3 separate regions of the Homo sapiens genome follow, and all the other regions are linked to region 2. Evidence: read pairs that join two places in POLR2A ChIA-PET (ENCODE). Cell type or tissue: MCF 10A. All regions are shown on one strand.

Region 1 (8,000 bases), 350 kb before region 2:
AGCCATGAGACAATTCTTATTCCACTGTGGCCCAGGGAAGCCAAAAGGTTGGAAATCCCTGTTCTAAAGCAATGCAGGCTTCACATGTGACTAGTTTTATGAGAGCCAATACAGATTACCTATCTCCTAAAAATTCTACCTTGCTTCCCTTCAGCACTATCACTTTTTAAAAGGTTTTATTTAGAAAACACTTCAGGTAAAATATTTACAAAGGAATGAAGTACTAATACATGCTACAATATACATGAACCTTGAAAACATGCTAAATGAAAGAAGCCAGAAAGAAAAGGCCACATATTGTATAATTCCATTTATATGAAGTGTGTACAATAGGAAAATCCATAGAATTGGAAAGCAGATAAATGGTTGCCAGGGGTTGAAGGTAGAGTGACTGCTAATGAGCACAGGGTTTTTCTTTTTGGGGTGACAAAAATCTTCTGGAATTAGCAAGTGATGATGTTGTACTACTTTGTGAATACATGAAAAAACCACTAAACTGTACACTTTGAGTGGGTGAATTTTATGGTATGAGAATTATACCTCAAAAAAATAAATGAAGCATTTGAGTTTTCCTTCAATATTCAGTGAGATTTTGGAATCTTACCGATGAATTAGAGATTGGAATAGTAAAAGTAAGTGAAGGGAAAATAAATATCTATTACTTGACTATTTAGTATATAACATATTCACAGCATGTTAACAGAGTTTTCAGTTTTTTGAGATAGGATCTTGCTCTGTCGCCCAGGCTAGAGTATAGTGACACAATCTTGGCTCACTGCCGCCTCAACCTCCCAGGCTCAAGTGATCCTCCCATTTCACCCTCCCAACTAGTAGCTGGGACTACAGACATGTGCCACCACACCTGGCTAATTTTTGTATTTTTTTGTAGACATGGGGCTTCTTCATGTTGCCCAGGCTTTTCTCAAATTCTTGGGCTCAAGCAATCTACTTGCTTCAGCCTCCCAAAGTGCTGGGATCACAGACATGAGCCACCGCACCCAGCCAACAGAAATTTTAGTAATGAATATATATTCATGGACTACACTTCTGAAGAAAAGAAACTTCAAGTTAAAAGATTACTTTTGAAGCTAAGTATCTGTGATCCAAGCATAGACATGCTGACTCAAGTTACACAGTCTTAGTTCAAATATCTCCTGGGTCTGGTATGTCGACATTCTACTCCCCCTTTTCTACTTATGCTTCAAAATTCAGCTCAAATATCATCCTCTAAAAACCTTTCCCTAAACCAACCTTGAGGGTTTTCCAGGCCAGTCTGTCACTTCTTTGGTGTTCCCATTGATGCCTTTGTATTCAATATACAAAGCAGTGCTAGCTGTATGATTTTACTTTTGTCTCCCATTCTACCCATCTTTGCATTGAAGCCAAGCACACATATGACCAGTGTTTCTGCAAAGTGTACACTAAAATCATAAGCAGCTCTTAAAACAACAAAAATATGTTGGGCTGGCAATGTTAAATTTACAAACTTCCCCAGATAATTCCAATGTATAACCATGAACTAAGTACTCAGACTAGAAACAAGTGTTCAGAGAAAATAGCCCATAGATTCTTGTCTTGGCATCCTTGCCAATACATCAGCAGCCCTGCCAATTAAACTAGGAGAAGAAATAGGCAAGGTCTGGCCAAGTACTTCTCTAAGCACAGTCAGTGCTGGCCCCTGAACAGAACTTGCAGCACTTTTAGTTTAACCCTTACCTGAACCACAACAATAAAGACAGGGTCCTGGACAGTGCACTTTATTTGAAAAAGTGTAGGCCAGGCGCGGTGGCTCATGCCTGTAATCCCAGCACTTTTGGAGGCTGAGGCGGGCGGATCACGAGGTCAGGAGTTCAAGATCAGCCTGACCAACATGGTGAAACCCCGTCTCTACTAAAAATACCAAAATTAGCTGGGTGTGGTGGTGCACGCCTGTAGTCCCAGCTACTCAGGAGGCTGAGGAAGTAGAGCTGCTTGAACCCAGGAGGCGGAGGTTGCAGTGAGCCAAGATCACACCATTGCACTCCAGCCTGGGCGACAGAGGGAGACTCTGTCTCAAAAAAAAAAAAAGAAAGAAAGAAAACACAAAACTCAACTTGATATATAAATGAATGCAAGATAACTCTAACATATTTTTAGACTTACTGAGAAAAAAAATTCTCGTTTAAAATTAGTCTGATTCAGTGGTACTTTAAATACAGTCATGCGCTGTATGAGTTTCAGTCAATGATCAACTGCACAAAAGACAGTGGTCCCACAACATTATAATGGAACTGAAAAATTCCTATTGCCTAGTATTTACTATACTATACTTTTATTGATTATTTTAGAGTGTATTCCTTCTGCTTGTTAAAAAAAAAAAAAAAAGTTGACTGTAAAACAGGTTCAGGCAGGTCCTTCAGGAGGTATTCCAGAAGGCACTGTTGTCACAGGAGATGACAGCTCCATGTGTGTTACTGCCCCTGAAGACCTTCGAGTAGGACAAGAGGAGCTGGAAGACAGTGATACTGCTGATCCTGAATAGGCCTAATATGTGTGTGTATGTCTTAGTTTTTCACAAAAAAGTTTTTTTAAAAAAGATTGTAAGAGAAAAAAGCTTATAGGATATAAAGAAAATATATTTTTGCACAGCTGTATGATGTGTGTTTTAAGCTAAATGTTAATACAAAAAAATCAAAAGTTTAAAAATATAAGTTTATAAAATAAAAAAGTTACAGTAAGCCAAGGCTTATTATTGAAGAAACATTTTAAAAAATTTTTTGGTGTAGCCTAAGTGTACAATGCTTATAAAGTCTATCGTAGTGTACAGTAATGTCCTAGCCCTTCAAATCCACTCACCACTCACTCACCCAGGGCAACTTCCAGTCCTGCAAGCTTCCTTCATGGTTAAGTGCCCTATACAGGTATACCATTTTTTATCTTTTATACCAGATTTTTACTGTACCTTTCCTATTTTGATACACACATACTTACCACTGCATTACAACTGCCTACAGTATTAAGTACAGTAACATATTAAACAGGTTTGTAGCCTAGGATCAACAGACTATACAACATAGCCTAGGTGTGTAGCATGCTACACTATCTAGGTTTGTATAAATATACTCTATGATGTTCACACAATGATGAAATTGCCTATGGTGCATTTCTCAGAAAGTAACTCCATCGTTAAGTGATTCAAGACTGTATATTTTGCCGGTAAGAAAGAGCAGCAAAGAGTCCCTTCTCACCAGAACCACAAAATTCCTCAAATCCAGGACTGGCTGGGTGGGGAGGGGGAGGAAAAGAATATGCCATCCAGACCAGAGGCATTCCATCTTAAAGTGAACTATGTTACTAAACAGGGTCTCATGTTTGTAGGAAAGCCTCTAATTAAATTACAATAAAGAGACTTCTGATTAAAAAAAACCAAGAAAAGCGGCAGGCTCAGTGGCTCACGCCTGTAATCCCAACACTGTGGGAGGCTGAGACAGGAGGATCACTTGAGCCCAGGAGTTCAAAACCAGCCTGAGCAACATAGGGAGACCCTGTCTCTATGTAATATATATTATATATGTATATATATTTTATATTGTACATAATATATATTTTATATATATATAAAAAATTTTTTTAAATTAGTTGGGGATGGTAGTGCATGCCTGTGATCCCAGCTACTCGGGATGCTGAGGCTGCAGTGAGCCATGATCATGCCTGGGCAACACAGTGAGACCCTATCTTAAAAAAAAAAACACAGCCAAGCGCAGTGGCTCATGCCTGTAATCCCAGCACTTTGGGAGGCCAAGGCGGGCGAATCACAAGGTCAGGAGTTCGAGACCAGCCTGGCCAACATGGTGAAACCCCGTCTCTACTAAAAATACAAAAATTAGCCGGGTGTGGTGGCGGGCACCTGTAATCCCAGCTACTCGGAAGGCTGAGGCAGGAGAATCGCTTGAACCTGGGAGGCAGAGATTGCAGTGAGCCGAGATCGTGCCATTGCACTCCCAGCCTGGGCAACAAGAGCAAAACTCCGTCTCAAAAAAAGCCAACCAACCAACCAAACAAACAAAACACAACCCAAAACAAGTAAGCTAAGCACTTAGATCCTGTTCTTAAACATGTTTCCACTTCATGTGTCCAAATGATACAGTATAAAAATACATGCACTGCCAGTTATTATCTAGGAATAGACATGTTCTTCAGTATCCACAGTCTACAGAATCAGACCACCTGGGTTCAAATCATAGCTCTAGAAACTAATAAGTCCCTCTGTGCAGGTTCCCATAGCTATAAAATAGGAATGATACTAATATCCACACATCATAAAACTGCAATTAGAATTAAGTAAATTAATGCACGTAACATGCTTAGAACAGTGCCTGGTACACGATGCCAATGAAAGATGTCTATTTTTACATAATAAAAACTATATGACCAACCTCACTTCAGGAACAGCTGCCACACTGCATGCTAGTGAATAGTTCACAGACTAAATATGAATTTCATAATTAGAAACACTTTGTTTGCCTAACAATTCTTGATGCCAACTCTTTGAACACAGTCATTAAACAGTAATAATTATTTTTGATGAGACCCTGATTCTATTATCCATCACATACTATATTTCTAGATGATGCCATGCTTTCTGTCTCTCCTTCCAGCTTTCATATCTGCTGCCCCATGTGCCAAAAACTCACTCACACTCCCTCCTTCTCTTGGCCCAGCAAACTCTTACTCTTCAAGTTTAAAAACACTTCCTCGGCTGGGCGCGGTGGCTCCTGCCTGTAATCCCAGCACTCTGGGAGGCTGAGGCGGGCGGATCACGAGGTCAGGAGTTTGAGACCAGCCTGACCAACATGGTGAAACCCTGTCTCTACTAAAAATACCAAAATTAGCCGGGTGTGGTGGCGTGCACCTGTAATCCCAGCTACTCAGGAGGCTGAGGCAGGAGAATTGCTTGAACCCGGGAGGCAGAGGTTGCAGTGAGCCAAGTCACGTCACTGCATTCCAGCCTGGGCCACAGAAATTTGTTTCATGACTGTGTTTTCCATTACACAGGGATGCCTTTCTTGTTCACCTGGCTTACTGGTAAATGCATATTATGCATTCAATGAATGTCCAATTAATTGAACTGAAAAAAAATCTCATGAATGGATAATAAAGAGACACGCAAATCACAAGGTTACAGAAAACTGAAATTTGGCCTTGGGATCGGCCTATGTTACTAAAACCACTTTGTCCCTGCCTCATAGTAAGATGGTAATCTAGTTGTCTTTAAGAGTCACAAAAAAAAAAAAACAAAACAAAACAGCTACTTACTAACATTTTCCCGAGTATAAGCTATAATCTTAAGAAAGTTACAGAGCAATAAAAAAATCACCAATGGTTTCATGATATAAATTTGTTAGTTCTTTCTAGTGTTTCCTTAACTACAATGCCTTCAATCCCTAGAACTGTAAAGACTTTCAAAATATAAATTCATTTGCCCAAAATTAACCAAACTGACAGAGACATAATGTGAAGGTATTGAAAACTAAAAAAAAAATTGAAAATCTAAAGACAACATAGCCAGTTGTTTTAATGCAAAATATGTCAACCTTAGATTCTGAAACCAGTATCTAAAATTACTTTAAATTACAGTAGAATCCTAATTATTCAGAAGCATCTCAGTTACTGGCCAATTCAAAACCAAAAATGTCTGTGCCTAAGTACTCAAGAAATTTTAGAATAGCTTCATTCAGGTTTTTTTTTTTTTTTGAGACGGAGTCTTGCTCTGTTGCCCAGGCTGGAGTGCAGTGGGGTGATCTCCGCTCACTGCAAGCTCTGCTGCTCCCGGGTTCACACCATTCTCCTGCCTCAGCCTCCCGACTAGCTGGGACTACAGGCACCCACCACCACGCCCAGCTAATTTTTTTGTATTTTTAGTAGAGACGGGGTTTCACCATGTTAGCCAGGATGGTCTCGATCTCCTGACCTTGTGATCCTCCTGCCTCGGCCTCCCAAAGTGCTGGGATTACAGGCGTGAGCCACCGCGCCTGGCCAGGATTTTTAAAAAATATAAAATGCCCCCAATGGTGTCATGTAGCCCTTGAAAGAATGAATAATAATGAAGTATTTCTGTTGATTCTGAGGGCTCTTAACCAATTATCCAGTTCTTCCAACCACACAGTCATGTTTCTGCCACAAAAGACCCTAGGGCCATCAATCACTTCACTTGGGAAGAAATTTTAAAAGCTGCTAAGATTTTAGCTGAAGTTAAAAGATTCCCTATTATTTAATTGCCTAATTGGTATATCCACATTCATTCCTTCATATATTACATTTGCAAAGAAAATTTCAACTCTAATGAAACAACAGTCCAACTCGTTTTTCGCATACACACATAAGAATTCTTTTCCTTGATATAATATTATTACATAAACTATGCCTCTCATATTTATTTTGTTTTTAGAAAGCAGCACTGTATAAGATACGAATTTGGCACCTAAATCAGAACTCTGATTACTATAATTGTAATGTCAAAAGCCCCTGCTGGATGCTGCTGTCCTCATTTCCTTGTTTCTAGTATTTATTTCTATAGCACATATGCATCCATAGTTCATTATAACAGAAAACATAATGTGTGTTCAGAATCCATACAACTTGAATCTGTAGCATATTTTCTTCTTAAATCCATTTACACAGGTAAACTATCCTATAAGGTATAGGGAAAAAAGAAGAAGAACCGAATTGTACATCAGGAATCTGGTCATCCAACTTCTTTGGCCTACAAATTCCTCACCAGAGAAAGAAAAGGATAGAACAGATGTTCTCTAATGTGTAAAACTCTGGTGGCTCACTCCCGTAGTCCCAGCACTTTAGGAGGCCGAGGTGGGTGGATCACGAGGTCAGGAGATTGAAACCATCCTGGCCAACATGGTGAAACCCGTCTCTACTAAAAATAAAAAAAAATTAGCTGGGTGTGGTGGCGCGTGCCTGTAATTCCAGCTACTCGGGAGGCTGAGGCAGGAGAATCGCTTGAACCTGGGAGGTGGAGATTGCAGTTAGCCGAGTTCGTGCCACTGCACTCCAGCCTGGCGACAGAGCGAGACTCCGTCTCAACAAAAAAAAACTCTGGTTTTAAGAGTGGTCATTAACACGTGTGGAAAAAATTCCAAACTTGAGCAAAGCAAATGCATAACATTTCCAGTCACAGTCATTTAGCACAGTGAATACTAAAGTACTTGATAATTTGACAAAACTTAATTTCACTTGTGCAGGAGTTGATCAATCTGGACTAAAGGAACTGCTTGACACAGAGGAGCTTAAAAAAGAATACTGAACTGACTGCTATTTTTAACTTACTTTCAGTTATGCTCACATTTCATAATCAAAACATTAGATAGTATATTAAAACAGTATCTTTAGAGCCTGAAAGTTTAATCACTATCAAAAGCAGTTCAAGGATTCTTAACATGGAGCACATGGAGACCTAGGGAATCCACAAATAAACTTGGCAAGAATCTGAATCCCCAGAAGTCATACGTTAAAAAAAATAGCTTTTTTTCCTAGGAAGAGGTCAGAAAATTCTTAAGTGAGACAACTGAAAGAACTAAAGAACCACTGTTCCTAGTCAAATTTTTTACAAGTTTTTTCTTAAATTCCAAAGGTGATTTTAATTACAACTTATAACAAATCTGTCTTCATCATAATGAGTTTGTATTTATTTATTTATTTATTTATTTATTTAAGAGACAGGGTCTTGCCTCTATTACCCAGGCTGGGGTGCAGTGGTGCCACTAATAGCTCACTGCAGCCCCGGCCTCCTGGATTCAAGGGATCTTCCTGCCTCAGTCTTCTGTTAGGATTACTGCATGAACCACCATACCTGGCTAAGTTTCCCTGCCCCCACCTGGAGGTACATATATTTCTGAAACATCATGGTAACTTTTCCATGCCTTTTTTTAATTGGAAGAAAACATTATCAGACAAGTATTTTCAGAGCTTAAAACAACAGATAGGACAGGCGCGGTGACTCACACCTG
Region 2 (8,000 bases):
ATGCTACGAGAAAAAAGTAGAGATGGGGAACTGTTAAGTACTGTAAACTAGTTCAACCATTGTGGAAATCAGTGTGGCGATTCCTCAGGGATCTAGAACTAGAAATACCATTTGACCCAGCCATCCCATTACTGGGTATATACCCAAAGGATTATAAATCATGCTGCTATAAAGACACATGCACACGTATGTTTATAGCGGCACTATTCACAATAGCAAAGACTTGGAACCAACCCAAATATCCAACAATGATAGACTGGATTAAGAAAATGTGGCACATATACACCATGGAATACTATGCAGCCATAAAAATGATGAGTTCATGTCCTTTGTAGGGACATGGATGAAACTGGAAACCAGCATTCTCAGCAAACTATCGCAAGGACAAAAAACCAAACACTGCATGTTCTCACTCATAGGTGGGAATTGAACAATGAGAACACATGGACACAGGAAGGGGAACATCACACACCGGGGACTGTTGTGGGGTTGGGGGAGGGGGGAGGGATAGCATTAGGAGATACACTTAATGCTAAATGAGGAGTTAATGGGTGCAGCACACCAACATGGCACATGTAAACATATGTAACAAACCTGCACATTGTGCACATGTACCTTAAAACTTAAAGTATAATTAAAAAAAACAAAAAGACTTAAGGGTGGGAGATGGAGCCTGCAGTGAGCTGAGATCACGCCACTGCACTCCAACCTGGGCAACAGCGAGACTCCGTCTCAGGAAAAAAAAAAAAAAAAGACTTAAGGGACCTGTAAACCAAATGCAGGTATGAATCTTGTTTGGAACTTGATTTGAACAACTGACTAACTAAAAAAATGCCTTTTTTTTTAAACAGGCAAAAATAAAACATACTCTGTTTATTACATGTTACTAAGGAATTACTGGTAATTTTATTGAGTTGGTGGTATTGTGAGTTTTAAAAGTCCTTATCTATTTAGAAGCACTTATTAATGAATTAATATGAGGCCTAAGACTCTTTAAAAAATACTCCTTCAAAAGAAAAAAAGTATGTGTATAGGGAAATACGTGAAATCAGAATGGTAAAATATAATAATTGTTGAAGCTTGGTGATAGGTTTTTGGGGGTTCTTTACACTTTCCTCTACTTTGTTATGTATGGAAAATTCACATAATAAAAACAGTCAAGTGTTCTATTTGAGAGGCAGAATTTTGGCAGAAGGCCTGGGTTATAACCCAATTTGTATAGCCTGGGGAGAGTCACTGCTACTCCCTCCTTTTTTGCCTCTTTCCTTTCCTTTTTACTTTCCTTCTATTTCTTAAGAAATCATTTGCTGGGCCACATTTTCCCCCAGGGACTGTCCTGGTACCATCAGCCTTCCAAGTTACAGGTATAGGTATTATTATTATTATTATTATTATTATTATTATTATTATTATTATTTTACAGATGAGGAAATCAAAGCAGAGAAGGGACTAAGTTTCTCACCCACAAATCCAGGTCTGCCTGTGTCCAAAATCTGAGCTCTTTTGTTTTATTTTATGCTGGCTCCCAGGAGTAGTCCTCTGATTTTATAATTTTTAAGTTTTTTTATTTTTAATTTTGTTTATGGATAAATTTTAAACAATGAGTAAATTAAGATAGATCAAGTGGAGTAGCATTTGTGTTTTTTGCATGTGAGAAAGATGCAAGGTATGGTTGTTACTGTAACAATTACAAAGATTTCATCAAAGGCAAGCAGTGATAAAAGCAAAATGTGTGGCAACTTTCTTCATATTCAGAAAAGAGTAAAAGCCTATAAATTGTAACTTTAAGCCATAAAATAACATTTATTTATGCTTGTTCTTCAAAAGCTTATATTTGATAATCTTTTTTGTTAGAAGTCGAAGCCTGAGAAAAATGGCTAATTTCATTTTTCATGTGTTTGTAAAATATTTTTAGGACTATCACAAGAAATTCCCTAAAAATGTCAAAGCAAATGAACAAGTGAAATTCTGCACATCCCTTGTGCCACTATTTTGTTTACTTACTGAAAAAATGACATTGGCTTTTGTAAAACCTGGGTGTGCTGGTGGGCATGTGCAGATGTGTCGCTGTCATCTGTCATGTGTCATGCTCTGGATGTCAGAACCAGACATCAGTCAGGGAAGAGAGTGAGTAGCAAGCCACCTCGCCAAACTCTTGCTGCAGGGTGCACGGGGTTCACATCCTCTGCTTAGATTTAGTGCGACTTTCCAAAACACCTGCAGTGCGGTACTTCATGGCTGGTCCCACGTAACAATTTATGCCCTAGAGATGTCTGACTAGATCTTAGGAAATTATACTAATGGTTCTGACGTTGTTTCCTTCAAGAATCGAGGCGCTAAATATAGTCAAGCTGAATGACAAAATTTTACTCACACTCAGGGCATGTCAGTGAGGGCATCAAAAATGGAAAAATAATAAATACTGCTGATATTTACTAAGTTTTATGGTATGACAGGCACTGCACTAAGTCTTTTGAATATCTAATCATGTTTAACTCTCAATGTCCCATTTTATAGCTGAGGTGGCCGCAGCACAGAGAGGTTAAGTGAGTTGCCCAAGGTTGCACGGTTAATAAATGGCAGAGCTGGGCTCTAAACCCAGGCCGTCTGACCCCTGAGCCTTTCCTCTTCTAACCACTGTGCAGTCTCCAAGCACCAGCAGAATGAAGTGAGCACGTGCTAATCCACAGCTGTCATGGTTTGGCCCTCTGTGGGCTTTCAGAGCACCTTAAAACCCTTTGTTCTGTGTCAGAGCTGTTTTTCAGCTTTGCAGATGTCTGAAGTCAAGCAGAAGAGATGGAGAGTCTGATAAAGCACACGTGGCAAATCTCTGGCCGAGTTGATATTAGAACACAGAGTCCCAGAGTGATTTACTGTCCAGGGGGAAAGCCAGTTGGCCTGGCTACCTTGCAAGACGGTTAAAGGACATAAGAATAGATATTCATTCAAGACTGTCAGAAAGAAAGTAGGTCAGCAATGAAATAAAAACAAATGTCAAAGAAACACCACTTTGGTATAAATAAAAAGTCGATTCTTCTTAATAAAGAGCTGTCTGTTCTTCATTAATTAGAAAAGTACAGAGCCTGCTTACTTTGAGATTCCAAAACCTCTTCAGGCACAACTCGTTATTAATTTGATCACTTTCCTCAAAAGAATGATATTTTGACAAATACAGTTTCTGGCTTCAGTCACATATAGAAACATTGGAATAAGTACAATGTTGTGTTTTGCTTTTTTTTTTAAAATAGGAACTATGTTTGATAATGCATATACTCCAAACACCTCTAAAAATAATTTTCAATTGGCAAGCTATTTTTTGGTGTATTTTCCTAGTCTGGGAGAGGAAGTTTTATCATTTAATTTGATAAACTTAGTACCTTTGAGAGAAAGGAGGAGAAAATTTTACCATCTTATGTGGTTGAAATATGCTTTAGTATTTACATAATTGAAAATGATTCAAACTGATTTCCTCTGACGAACATCCGAAATGAAAATAAAAATTGTGTCTACTCCAAAGGGTAGTGGCTTGAGTCACCCACTGGTATGTGTGACCTATGAGTCACTCACTGGTATGCGTCTTCCCGATCCCCTGGCCTATGGGTTAGAAGTCAAAGATGCTCCACTGGGGCTTCCTTTGTAGCTTCTTTTCCCCTTCAGTATTCAACCACAGCTACTGCTGGCAGCTCCTGGCAGAACAGGAATGGGAGACCAAGGAGAGGATATGTGGAAGCTGAGTGATTTATTTATAGGGGACTTTTGGCAAATGAAAGAAAATAGATGTGAAGTCTTAGCAGTTCCAGCATGTTCATCAGAAATGCAAGCTCATGATAGTCATTTCAAAGGGAATTGTGGAAGAATGGTGTTACCCTACTTCACAGGCCATTAAATCATATATATGTTTGGTTGCCAGTGAGAATCTGAGTAGCAGAGCAGACAAGAATAAGGACGTATGGGATCGAGGCCTGTAGCTTGTGACCATGAACAAGTCACGTGACCCTTTGGCCTTAAATTCACCATAAAGTCGTGTACTTGATCTCAGTGATTGTATCTTACTTCATCAAAATGGTATGATTCTAAATTCCTGTGGGATATACAGGTAAGACAGGACTGGTGGAGCATTAGGTTTGGTTTTTCCTTTAAAAGAAAGTGTTGGGGAGGCAGCAGGGAATAGCAAAGGTCACAGACTCAAAAGCATTAACTGCCGGGCCTATGAAGACACGAATGATGTAGGTTTGATATAATGGAGGTACAAATCCATGTTTTATGCAAAACCTCATATTTCTAAACTTTGGCAATTCATTCATGTTTATCAAATCACTGTTTTAGGCCCCCTTTGGCTGGCCAGTGGGCCCTCTGCTTTAGACTTCTGGAATAAACTCCACAGTTGAGAGATGAAGGACAGACCTGGATTCTAACAGACCTAAATTTGAACCTTAGCTCTGCCCTCTAAGGAATGTGTAAACGTATACATCTGTATTTAACTTCTCAAAGCTTCAAGTTTCTTTATCTGTAGAAATGAGAATGATAATACCTCTTTTGTAGGATTTCCTGAAGACTGCGGGTACTATGTATTAAGTATACATAGTAGGCACATCCTCAAAGGGAATTCCATTACCTTTTCTATGGAGGTAGATCCTGTATAATTTTTAAATTTTTGTCTTGATGGCCAGTTGCTCACAGTTTTTAAAAGTGTAGTAGATGCCAGCGCTTCTTTATAGATTCTGAAATCCCTTCAATTTACATTTTAGTTGTTTTAAAATAAAGATTTCTTTAAGAGACAACATTCAGAGGGATAAGTTTTCTACTTGCCAGTAGAGGTAGAAGGCAGTAAAACCAAATAGATCTGTCAGTTACTGTCTTGAGGTAGAGCCCCTAAAGCAATAAAACCCACCTTTGACAATGAGGAAACACGAGACATCATTTTCTCCTTAGGACAAAAGTCTAGTGAGTAATGGCCCTTCTGTGACTAATGGTAATTCTGTACTTTATTCCCATAGAAAATCTAATTTTGAAAACATTTGCTGCATGCCCTACTATGTACTAGGCACTATGCCAGGGGAATAATGTAAAGATGACCAAAACATAATGGAATTGTTGCCTACAAGTATGTTTCGGCTATTTAAGGATTTATATTGCAGTTTGTGCAAATTGTGTATGAGTCCACTTTGAGAGGTTATACATATCTTCCAATAATGTTGCTATTGCTCAAAATATCTTTGAAGTCTCTCTTTGGAATTTACTTTTAGAGCCCTTAGCACATTCTGCTGAAGATTTTTTTTTTTTTTTTTTTTTTTTACCCTAGTGGTATTTATTCTTAGAAGGTGGATTTGATGTCAGGGACTGGCCAAGAGTTGTTCATCACTAAGTCAGCCTCATGGGTGGTGGTTAAACTGGCTAGAGTAATTTTTCGTTAAAAACGAGCCAGGACTGTAAAGTAGTATGACAGGGTTTTTTTTTTTTTTTTTTTTTTTTTAATATCACATCAACTGATTGTAGAGAAAAAGATAGTTCCAAAAAGGCATTCTGCACATTTTTTGCCCCAAACCAGTATCACTGGAATATATTTGTAGCTCCCTAACAGGCTAACTTTGAAATAAGTGGTGCTCACATGTGCATGTGTTGTAGTACGTCTGCTGAACCTTGTACTTAACCTCTTAGCAAACTCAGTGTCTTTGTTTTTTCCTTTGAAATGTTGTTTTTTCAAGTTCAGGGATAGATTTTCTCCAAGAAAATGAAACAAATAAGATCCACTCTCAAAGGACCTTAATGGAAAGAAATACATGCTTATACCAAGTTCTTTAAAACTATCCAAACTGGAAAGGATTGCCTCATAGCTGACTGTGATTATTCTGCCATGATTTAGGGACAGATAATTTCCTATCAGCATGTTTAACATGAGAATTAAAGAGTTCTGTAGTGTGGCCTATTGACCTCATTTGTTCATTCCACAAACATCTTTTGGAGTCCACTGTATGGCAGGCATTATCACTTACCATGGTGAGGATGGTGAGGCCATGAGCATGCTTCACCTAAGGAAGCCTGATCTTCAAGAATGCAAACTCACTCAACAAGAAACTTGAGAGTAATTAATAGTAGTGTTGGTAATTATCCTGTCTTTTCCTTGTAGGATTATTTGGAGGTTGTGAAGTGGTAAGTCTCTTTATTGCATTTGAAATATGGCTCATCTCATGACCATTGGAATGTGTGTACGCTCTGGAGGAAACCCATCTCTGCCATGTCACCTGTATTAGTCTGTTCTTATGCTGCTATGAAGAAATACCCAACACTGGGTAATTTCTAAAGGAAAGAGATTTAATTGACTCACAGTTTCTCAGGCTGGGGAGGCCTCGGGAATTATGGTGGAAGGCACCTCTTCACAAGGTGGCAGGAGAGAGAATGAGTACCCAGCGAAGGGAGAAACCTCTTATAAAACCATCAGATCTCGTGAGAACTCACTCACTATTACGAGAACAGGATGGAGGAAACCATCCTCATGATTCAGTTATCTCCACCTTGTCCCTCTCATGACACGTGGGGATTATGGGAGCTACAATTCAAGATGAGATTTGGGTGGGGACACAGCCAACCCGTATCAACACCTGACCACAGTGTGTGTGGTCTCTGAGGCCCAGTGGTGGCTCTCAGAGCACCTCCTTAGCAAATGTACCACTGGACCCTTGTTAGAATGATGTTCTTGATTTTTTAAAATTTATTTTTGTCTCTTGACTATTCTTGATTCAGGAATGTTCTTGATTTTAAAGGGAGGGTGTGAGGTAGTTGTTGTCTAGTTGTCTAGATATCCTCCACCTGAGAACGCTGTCTGGTGTCATAGAAACAGCAATGGCATTGGGATCAAAAGACAAACTTTCCAGCCCCAGCTCTGCCTCTCTTTAGCAGTCTCCTGACCTATACAAGGTTCAGTTTTCCCACCATTTAAGGGAAACCAATACCACTGTTTTATTCACAGCACTCTTGTGGGAATCACAGGAGACAGGGCACGGGAGAGCCTTTGGGGAACTGTGGATGTTAGTCCCTGTCGTCATCAGCCTTTCCATAGTGGAGCCTGGGCTACTCTGAAATAGAAGCACCTCTCCTTCCTTTGGACCCCTGGAGCACTGTGTTCTACAGTTCTTAGCTCTTTTTCTGTGTGCATTATTTGTATGTCTTATCCTTGGTGGTCAACCACTTCAAGGTGAGAGACTGGGGTGGTGGTTCCTTTTTTTTATTTTTTAATCTCCCCTGCCCCATCTTTCTCTTTCCCACTTCCTATGTTGACTGACAAAATCTTCGTATTTCCCAGAGTACCAGAGTTTTTCTGTGAGAGGCTAGGTCAGTGTTTCTCCCCAAGCAGAGGCTAAGAAGTACCTGATGCAGTCATTTATTTTCAGAATGTGTGTAGCTTGCCTCCAGCGGATTGCCTGGGAAGCTGGAGATGTGCTTCAGGGGAAAGGTGGTCCATCCACTTTTCCTGAACAGGCTGTGCATGCAGCCTTGACATAGCCAACTCTGCAGGAGCATGAAAGAACTGAAGATACAGTATTCGACTTCCAGTATTTCTAATCACTTTAGAGACAGGATGACGATTGGTTTAGAAGAGCCAGGGGATGACTAAGGAGCACATGTAAAACAATAATGTTCAGTATAGACTTTAGTTTCTGATTTGAAACATTTTCTAAAAAATCATGTATCTTTAAAAAATTGGAAGCAGCTCAGTGTTTGCTGGAGATGAGGCATAGAGTGTGGTGGAAGGGAGGGATGACAAAGGGGCAGGCAGAGACTTTGAGGGATGAGGGGTGTGCACATCACCTTGCTGGTGGGGACTGTTTCATGGTTGGATACATGTGTGAAAGCATATCAAATTGCATGCTTTAAATATGTGCAGTTTCCTGTGTATCAAGTATACCTCAATAAAGTAGTTAAAAATGGTATACCTTTATTATGCTGAAAGAAGGGAAAATTTGGAAAGGAGATGTTTTTCTGTAGAAGATAGCTTCTAGAAA
Region 3 (8,000 bases), 210 kb before region 2:
TAAACAATTTGACAGTGTGGTTCATCTGATCGACTACTATGTTCAGATGTGCAAGGATAAGCGGACAGGTCCAGAAGCCCCCCGGAACGGCACTGTTCACCTTTATCTGACCAAACCGCTCTACACGTCAGCACCATCTCTGCAGCATCTCTGTAGGCTCACCATTAACAAATGTACCGGTGCCATCTGGGGACTGCCTTTACCAACAAGACTAAAAGATTACTTGGAAGAATATAAATTCCAGGTATAAATGTTTCTCTTTTTTTAAACATGTCTCACATAGAGTATCTCCGAATGCAGCTATGTAAAAGAGAACCAAAACTTGAGTGCTCTGGATAACTATATGGAATGCTTTCTAAGAACAGCTGAAGCTAATCTAATTTAAATTTAACAGCTTGAAGAGGTAGCTAGGTGTTTAAAGTTCCTCCAGATACTTTTACCTGAGTGATGCTTCCCTTCCTAAGGCTGACCAAGACCTGTTGATCCTTTTAGATTAAAAATAAAATGTCGCATGTAAAGGCTGAAGTCGCGTTTTATCAGAATGCCTTGCCTTCTTAGGTTCTTTTCCATTATGTCAAAGGTCCAGGCTCCAGTAGGAGAGAAAGAACTCCTCATAGGAATACTGAAGAAGTGGGAAGGAACCAAGCTGACACAGGCCTCACTGCAATTTGATATGCCTGCTGATCAGAGTCTCTTGGGCATTTTATATTTTGCATTCTGATGTACCTAGGAGTTTTGTTAAACAGATGATGTATGTGAGTATTTATCCCATTTTATGCAATTAACCAAATCAACCAAAAAAAGTGACCATGAAGTCCTGTATTTGTCTTTTTACTACATGTAGGAACTCTCATGTGAATGAGTACTGTAGTAATCCATTCTATGGGAGCCTTATTTCAGAAATATTTCAAACTGGTGCAAATGGAAAAGACTTTCTCTTTTCCTTTAAAGCTAAAGACAAGAATATCATGCTATACAGGTGCAACTCAATCCCCGTTAATAAAAACCAATGTAGGTATAGGCATTCTACCCTTTGAAATAGCTGTGTCCCAACCTGTTGCCATTGATTTTTTGGAAATGGCTTTAGAAATATCCAAGTTGTCCTTGAATTGTCTAACCATGGACATAAACAGTTGTCTCCCTTCTACTGTGTAGAATACTTTGACTTAATTTTCTTCCAGATACAGGGGGATACCTGCCTGTTTTTCAAAGTGTTTATTTACTGCTGTTACTATTTGATTAGAATGTATTAAATAAAAAAAACCTGATTTCTACAAGTTGCACTTATTGAGTTCTAGAGAACGTACACTTTCATGGTAATAGAGGATTGCCATAAAAACTTACGTCAAGTGAAATAAGCCAATTATTCAACAAAAGGTAGAACATTACTTGCCATTCTGTAAAGTTATGGGCTGTACCTGCCCCCTTTGCAATTTGGAAAGCATGGTTTAGAAACTACAGGCATTGTCAAGTGGCCGGGTCTTTTATAATTTGAATAGGCATAACACTGATGTCCTCTGTGTTTCCAAAAACATGGTTTAGAAACTACAAACATTATGACATGGCCAGTCTTTTACAAGTTGAGTAGGCATAATACTAAAGAAAAATACAAAGTTTTGTGGCCACTTATTTTTTGCTATGTTAGTCTGCATAACTGTTATAAATGTACCATCTTTTCTAGAGTCCAGACATTATTTATTTTATGGCTTTAAAATTTTCCTGCATAGCTACAATCCTGTGGTGTGTCACCATAAAGGTGGACCCTGTGTGAATGAGAAAATTCAGTTATAAATTGTAATAAAACCTGCTTACTGGATATCTTACCTTATTTTCATGAAGAAGTTGAAAAATGGTTTTGTGCCTGGCAGGAAACATACTATGTATATCCAAACAGCAGAGCCAAACACAAAAGATTGCTAGGTGTGCCTCAGGAAGAGTTTACTTGTGGCCTAAAACTTCAAGAAAAGCTAGACATTTGGGGTCGGATCTATGATGGGGCCATAACCATTTGATGAGGATGCTTAGAATCTGTGCTTCATTCACCGTTTTTCTCCCACTGACAACACCTGTTTAGTGTTGGATGTTTGATTTTTCTGGCAAAACTTCTATATGATCAGTGCCAAGGGGCTTTGTGGAATTTCTTTAAAGGTCTTTTGCCTTTCTATTGTCACTGTTTTGAACACTCTATTTCTCAGTTACTGGGAGTGGGGAGGCAGTTGTGAGGCATGAGTACCTGTGAAATTGGAAAAAGTTCTGAGTTACTGCTCGCAAGTGACTAATTATGAGAAGGCTGGAGGACAGCACAAACATCTCTGGAGTGTGCCATGAAACCTATTGCCTTATATTTCAATCTTCCATATTGCAAGTAGGTTGATAAACATCAGGAGGCAATTATTTTTGGTTTTGTTTTGTTTTTTTACGATGACTGACATCATTTATTTATTGAGTTTATTGTGAACCAGGTTCTCACTCAGCACTTGTATTATCTCATTTAATTTTCCCAAGAACGAAATGAGCAAAGTACAATGATGATAGGAGGTTCCCCTCCTGATTTGTGAGTCAAGAGGCATTCCAGGAATATCCTAGCTCTTTTTTTTTTTTTTTTCCCCCGGGAGAGGAATTGGGAAGAGCAAATTGCTGCTGAAAATTTCTACATTGATCCAGACAAACAAGTTAGAGCAGGCTGAAAAAGAACCCTTGGTGTTTTTACTGCTGTTCAACCAGATCAACTGGAAAAGTATAGATACCTTAATTAGCACTGTGCTCTGTGGGATTCTGGTCAGCCTGGCCCAGTGGTTTTTTTCCCCTGAACACGCCTGAAAGGGGAGCTCATAATGACTGCTGTGCAGGTGGGCGGGGAGGGGGCTTCCTATTTGATTTAGTGGCTGATCAATGCCAGTTACCAATTATTGGTAGCCCCATTTATACATGGTGGAAAAAAAGTACACTTGTCTAAATTATCCTCACCAAAGCCTGGAAGAATATCCAGTGTTTTCTCCCAATGTAGGGCAATTTAGGGCATTTGTGAGGATATTTATTATTGTTGTTGTTGAAGAATATGGTATACAAGACTTATATATCCCCAAACTCTGAAAATATTTTGACCTCAGTTTCTGTTCTGGGCAGAGATGAGGCAGTGCAGTTTTTCATGACCATTACAGTGAGCAGTGGTGATTGCTTTTTAGGGACTTGGAGATTTTTTGGAACTTTGGATAGTGGAGAAAAAGGCAGTTCAGCTTATGAGATGAGAGGTCTTTTTTGGTGTGTCAGTAAGAAAGTCTTGACTTCATAATAATTATGTAATCCAAATAGGTAACAGAATGGGACAGTTGTTTGGGAGTGTTTATTTTCTTGGGAAGGATTTTCTCTGCTTTTAGAAAATTGTACCCTGTTAGGAGGGTAGGAGACAGAGACGTCATCTTCGTCAAGTAATCCAAAGGATGGAATGTCCTGAGACCAGGCTATGCCCTTCTCAGTTGTGAGTTTAGGCACGGGGTAGGTGGGGTTTGAGTGGCTGTGGTTATGTCTAACAGCTGGGCTGAAGTCTCCGTCTTTAAGTCGTCCTTTCTATCCTTTAGAGCAAAACAATGTTCTTGTAGGCCTTTCATTTACTTAAGAGGTCTTCTGTATTCTCCTTTCCCAGTTTTTTTAACTTCTTAGAATTTTAAAGCTTGAAACCACTTTTTAGATCACATATTATGGATTTTATGGAAGACTTTCAGATCCAGAGGGGCTGGGAGATTTGCATGCTCGCACACACACACACACACACACACACACACAGGCACACAACCCAGCCAATCAATGACAGAGTCAGGATTCAAACGCAGATATTTTAGTCTTAGGATTACTATTTGTAAAAGTTGCACGCTCCTACCCTTTGATAAAATTGCCGAGACTCTTCTTTGCTTTCCTGCAAGTCCTACAGTTCTCTTAACATCATATATTTCTTCCGCTGGGATTCAGAAGCCAGGCCTGTGGAATACCCTGTGGGATAATTACAGTTCTTGGCCTCCTCTACCCGATTCTGAAAAATCTGCCTCTGCTGGATTTCATGATGTCTTGATCCACATTAGTTTTTTGTTGATTTTAACTCCTTAACATTTCTAATCTGTTTGCTGTTTTAAAATCCAAAACCTCCCATCCATGCTGTTTGATGATCTCATTTCTACCTCCACCAGATGTGACACACACCCAGCCACAATGCCTGGGCGACTGCCCGCCCTCCCATCCTTACCAGCAGGACCCATTCTTGCTTTTGCCCATTCATGGGCATAAGGGATAGTTAATTCCTGCCTTACTTTCTCCCTTTCCTATCATAAAGTTGCCCTCTTGACTTATCTAACACAGCCTTTCTGGCCGCATGATACTCCAGTGAAAGAGGATAATTATACTCTCCTTGAGTTGGGTAATTGAATGATTTGGACTACCTTAAGATTAAATCTCTTTGTATCTCTTTTTGGTTCCATTCAGGTTGTGAAGCAAGTAACCAGCCCCAGATGCCACACTTTTGTTATGGGCATTTTTTTTTTAAATCTACTTATTTTTTAAGTATGGCAGGCTCCTTTTTCAGTGTTAAGTTAACCTTCATTTGCACGGAATAAAAATGCCCTCCATTCCTTTGCTTCTGCTGCTGTATGTCTGTAAGTAAGAACGATTCTGTGAGAGTTTTGTTTCATTTCTTCATATGCATGGTTCTTATATTCTCATCTTCACATATTTTTGATTTTTCTAACTTTTCCTCTGTGTGGCTTGAGTTCAGGTGACTATTACTATGGTAATAAAGGTAACAAGTGTTGTTAGAGTGGCCTCTAAAAGTCCTGGAGTCCCCAGTGTCTGAAGTCATGGAGCAGAGCTGGCTTTTCCTATCTACCCCTTCCTGAGCTTTGTCAGCAAAGGAGGCTGGATCAGCTAAGTGTGCCACAGAGAATAGGACTTACTTCAATAAACATGCATTTGTAAAGATAAAACTAACTGCTTTTACAGACAACTCTCACTTTGACCCACATCCTTAACTTATAGGCATTCTGACTTGCCCTAGATCAGAAGTGCATTTTGTGATGTATTATTCACGTGGCTTTGCCTCTCTTAGAGAAAGGCTTGCCAGAGTCCTAGTGAGAGAAAAGGAAATATCGCCAGCTGCCTTCTTCTCCTGTCTCAGCATAAATGCCACCCAAGGAGCCCCCTTGCCATGGTGGGGTGAGACTTTTTCGCCAGTTAAACCATCACACAACTTCATAAAATTTTCCTACATCTCCCCAGTTTCCGGTTTCCTACAGTGTTAAAGATAAAAATTTGTTTGTTTTTGCTAAGCATTTTTTCCCTTCTGTTAGTTTGGTATCCTTTTTCCTGTTTAGTGTTTGGTCCAGAATGCTGCTGTGATCTTTAACATTCAGAAAAAATCCATGTTAGCCAGGCACAGTGGCTCATGCCTGCAATCCCAGCACTTTGGGAGGCCAAGGTGGACGGATCACTTGAGGTCAGGAGTTCGAGCCAGCCTGGCCAACATGGCGAAACCACATCTCTACTAAAAATACAAAAATTAGCCAGGTGTGGTGGCGCACACCTATAGTCCCAGCTACTTGGGAGGCTGAGGCAGGAGAATTGCTTGAACCTGGGATGCAGAGGTTGCTGTGAGCGGCAATCTTACCACTGCACTCCAGCCTGGGCAACAGAGTGAGACTGTCTCAAAAAAAAAAAAAAAAAAAAAAGAAAAGGAAAAGAAAAAGAGGCCATGTTATTTCTACCCAGAGAAAGTTGTTTGACTTCCCATTTTAACATTCCCCCTTGCCATCTTGATGAACTTGACCCATCTTAGGTTTCCAGCATAGCTTGTTTCTCTTCATTTTTATTTCTAGGTTGTGGCCATCAATTCTGTATTTGGTCAGAAAGTGTCTTTGTATTTTGCATATTGGATTAGAGCATCTGCTCTTAATTATCTGTAGGAATAAGAGGCAGAGAGACTGGGGAATAGTAGAAGCCCATAAACACATCTAGCCAATAGTTTCAACTTCCTCCCCATTCTGTCTCCTTTGCTAGAACCACTGACAGAAAAATCAGCTGCTTCTCTGTTCTCTCATTTTATTTTCCTTGTCCATCATGTGATAGGGATGTTAATATGCAACAAACTGGCTAAAAAAATATCAAGAGAGAAAAGTAAGGGAGATGGAGCATCAGTAGTGTGTGGAGGCTCCTGAGAGTCAATTACTAAAAACTGAGAGATTTTGTGAGCTCAATCATTATGCATAAATTATTGATAGATTGAATCAGCCATGGTGGGAGTATTACACCACAGAAATAGGCAGATGCTATAAATTAAGACTCTCCGCCACCAGATAGCTGATTTAACAACATAGCACTGATCTAGGTATTATGTCCTCCTCAATAATTGAGACCTCATTAGGGTAAGATCAGTTTATTTGTAGCCTCTTTTATACCAAGCCCAGTGCTTAGAGCAGAATAGGAGTGAACAATTCAAGGAATGATTTTTTTTTTTTTTAATGTGTGTCAATCTTATATTGGGTTACATTGTCTTCTACTATGGATCAGGCCATCTCCTGATTCTGTGTCTTTTTCTAGTTACTCTGGGGTATCTGTAGCTACCTTTTCAATTTCTTAGTAGGAAGGTGTTAGGCAATCTCAACATCATGTGATCATTGTTTACAACAACTCAGCTCTAATAGATCAGGGCCTCTTTTTTCCTTCTAGCTTCGTTCATTTATCTCATTAGTTTTCTCTTTTTTTTTCTTCCTCCCTCCCTTCTCACCTGCTTTCTCCCTCCTTCTCTCCTTTCTGCCAACGTTTATTGAATGTCTACTGTATTACTCAACAGTAGGAAGTGTTCTTTCATTGAGGGAGCTCTTACAGACCATGAGAAAGGATGGAGAGGATGGGGACTAACATTTATTAAACAGTCTAATATATCCCATTACCCTGCTTAGCCATTGCATTTCATCTTCACAACAACCTGATGAGGTATGTATGACCCTCATTTATTCCAAATGAAACAGAAACTTAGGTCAAATATCCTGCCCAGTCAAGTAGGGAAGTCATGAATCAAACCCAGGTTCTGCATCTCAGGATACCATATTGTATAGGAGCTGTAATTACATGAATAACTTATTGTAAAATGCATTGTTAAAGGCAGTGTAGTTACTTTGCGGACAGGGTGCCATTGACCTGCTTTGAGGGTTTATGAAGACAAGCCCCCAGAGGAAGGTATCTTGTGTCTGAGTGTTAATAGACTGGAAGGAGTCCTCAGACCTGCTGAGTGGGGAAGATCTTTTGGCTGAAAGGTTGAAGAAGAGGGTAGAGATGAGGCTTCTGGGAGGTGCTGTCTGAGGGTGACTTGGGGCAGATCTTGCAGGCCTGGCTGAAAACCTTGGAATTTATCCTGAGGGCAGTAGGGAGCAGATGTCAGCTTTTTAAATGGAGGGGAAAACAACAGAACTAAGTTTGTGTTTTATATCATCCCTCTGGAGGTCCTTTGGAAAAATGGCTTGGAACAAAGCAAGGGCGGAGAGAGGGAGACCGGTTAAGTGTTAGGTAGGAGGGAGGTAGTCCTTGTGAGAAGATTGGAGAGAGAGTCAGAGGTTGACTCTTTCCTTCCTTGGCTGCAGGCTCAGATTTGCCCTGGAGTATGCGGCTTTGAGTCACACAGATTGCACGCTTCCCTTTGAGGAGCGGCTTCCACTTTGGGCAAGTTGGGGTAACTGGCACAGATTCTCTTCTCAGGAAAGCAAGAGGTCGCGGTGCAGCGGGCACAACCCTGAACTAGGAATTGGAAAACTTGGGGTCCACTCTGGTTCTCTGACCTTGGGCCAAACATTGAATCTCTGTTATCTGTAAATTGAAGAGCCTGGAGCCTTCAGGATTTTTGGTCCCTTCCAAGGAGGTCCCATCTGCCCAGATGTGATAGTACATTGGGGTGAGAGTGCTCAGAGGAGAGGCAGGCTCCACCTATCAGTGGAGTCTCAGTTTCTACGTAGATTGTAGTACAG

The links. ChIA-PET counts read pairs that join two places held together with the same protein. Peaks named below come from ENCODE experiments on the same cell type or tissue, not always from the same donor. Only the 100,000 strongest peaks of a DNase experiment are listed, where the experiment ranks them.
Region 1: POLR2A ChIA-PET joins it to region 2 with 7 read pairs; 2 of 35 experiments call an interaction of 5 or more read pairs at or near these places.
Region 3: POLR2A ChIA-PET joins it to region 2 with 6 read pairs; 5 of 35 experiments call an interaction of 5 or more read pairs at or near these places.

The regions. Positions count from the first base shown.
Region 1 is chr12:93,427,216-93,435,215 of GRCh38, forward strand. The region is part of intron 1 of UBE2N (ubiquitin conjugating enzyme E2 N); the gene reads right to left. Among named protein-coding and RNA genes, the nearest start is that of UBE2N, 11 kb to the right of the region's middle. In MCF 10A, no CTCF peak of the experiment used is centred here; no DNase peak of the experiment used is centred here.
Region 2 is chr12:93,781,858-93,789,857 of GRCh38, forward strand. All of the region lies in intron 2 of CRADD (CARD and death domain containing adaptor protein), which reads left to right. Among named protein-coding and RNA genes, the nearest start is that of CRADD-AS1, 48 kb to the left of the region's middle. RefSeq lists a silencer at 2,596-2,890 and enhancers at 2,708-3,207, 3,220-4,419. In MCF 10A, no CTCF peak of the experiment used is centred here; DNase peaks (open chromatin) are centred at 3,564 and 5,014.
Region 3 is chr12:93,574,930-93,582,929 of GRCh38, forward strand. It overlaps SOCS2 (suppressor of cytokine signaling 2), which reads left to right. Exons shown (of 2, transcript NM_001270471.2): 2 at 1-1,816. The coding sequence ends at 250. Among named protein-coding and RNA genes, the nearest start is that of SOCS2, 6.3 kb to the left of the region's middle. RefSeq lists enhancers at 7,205-7,705, 7,706-8,000. In MCF 10A, no CTCF peak of the experiment used is centred here; no DNase peak of the experiment used is centred here.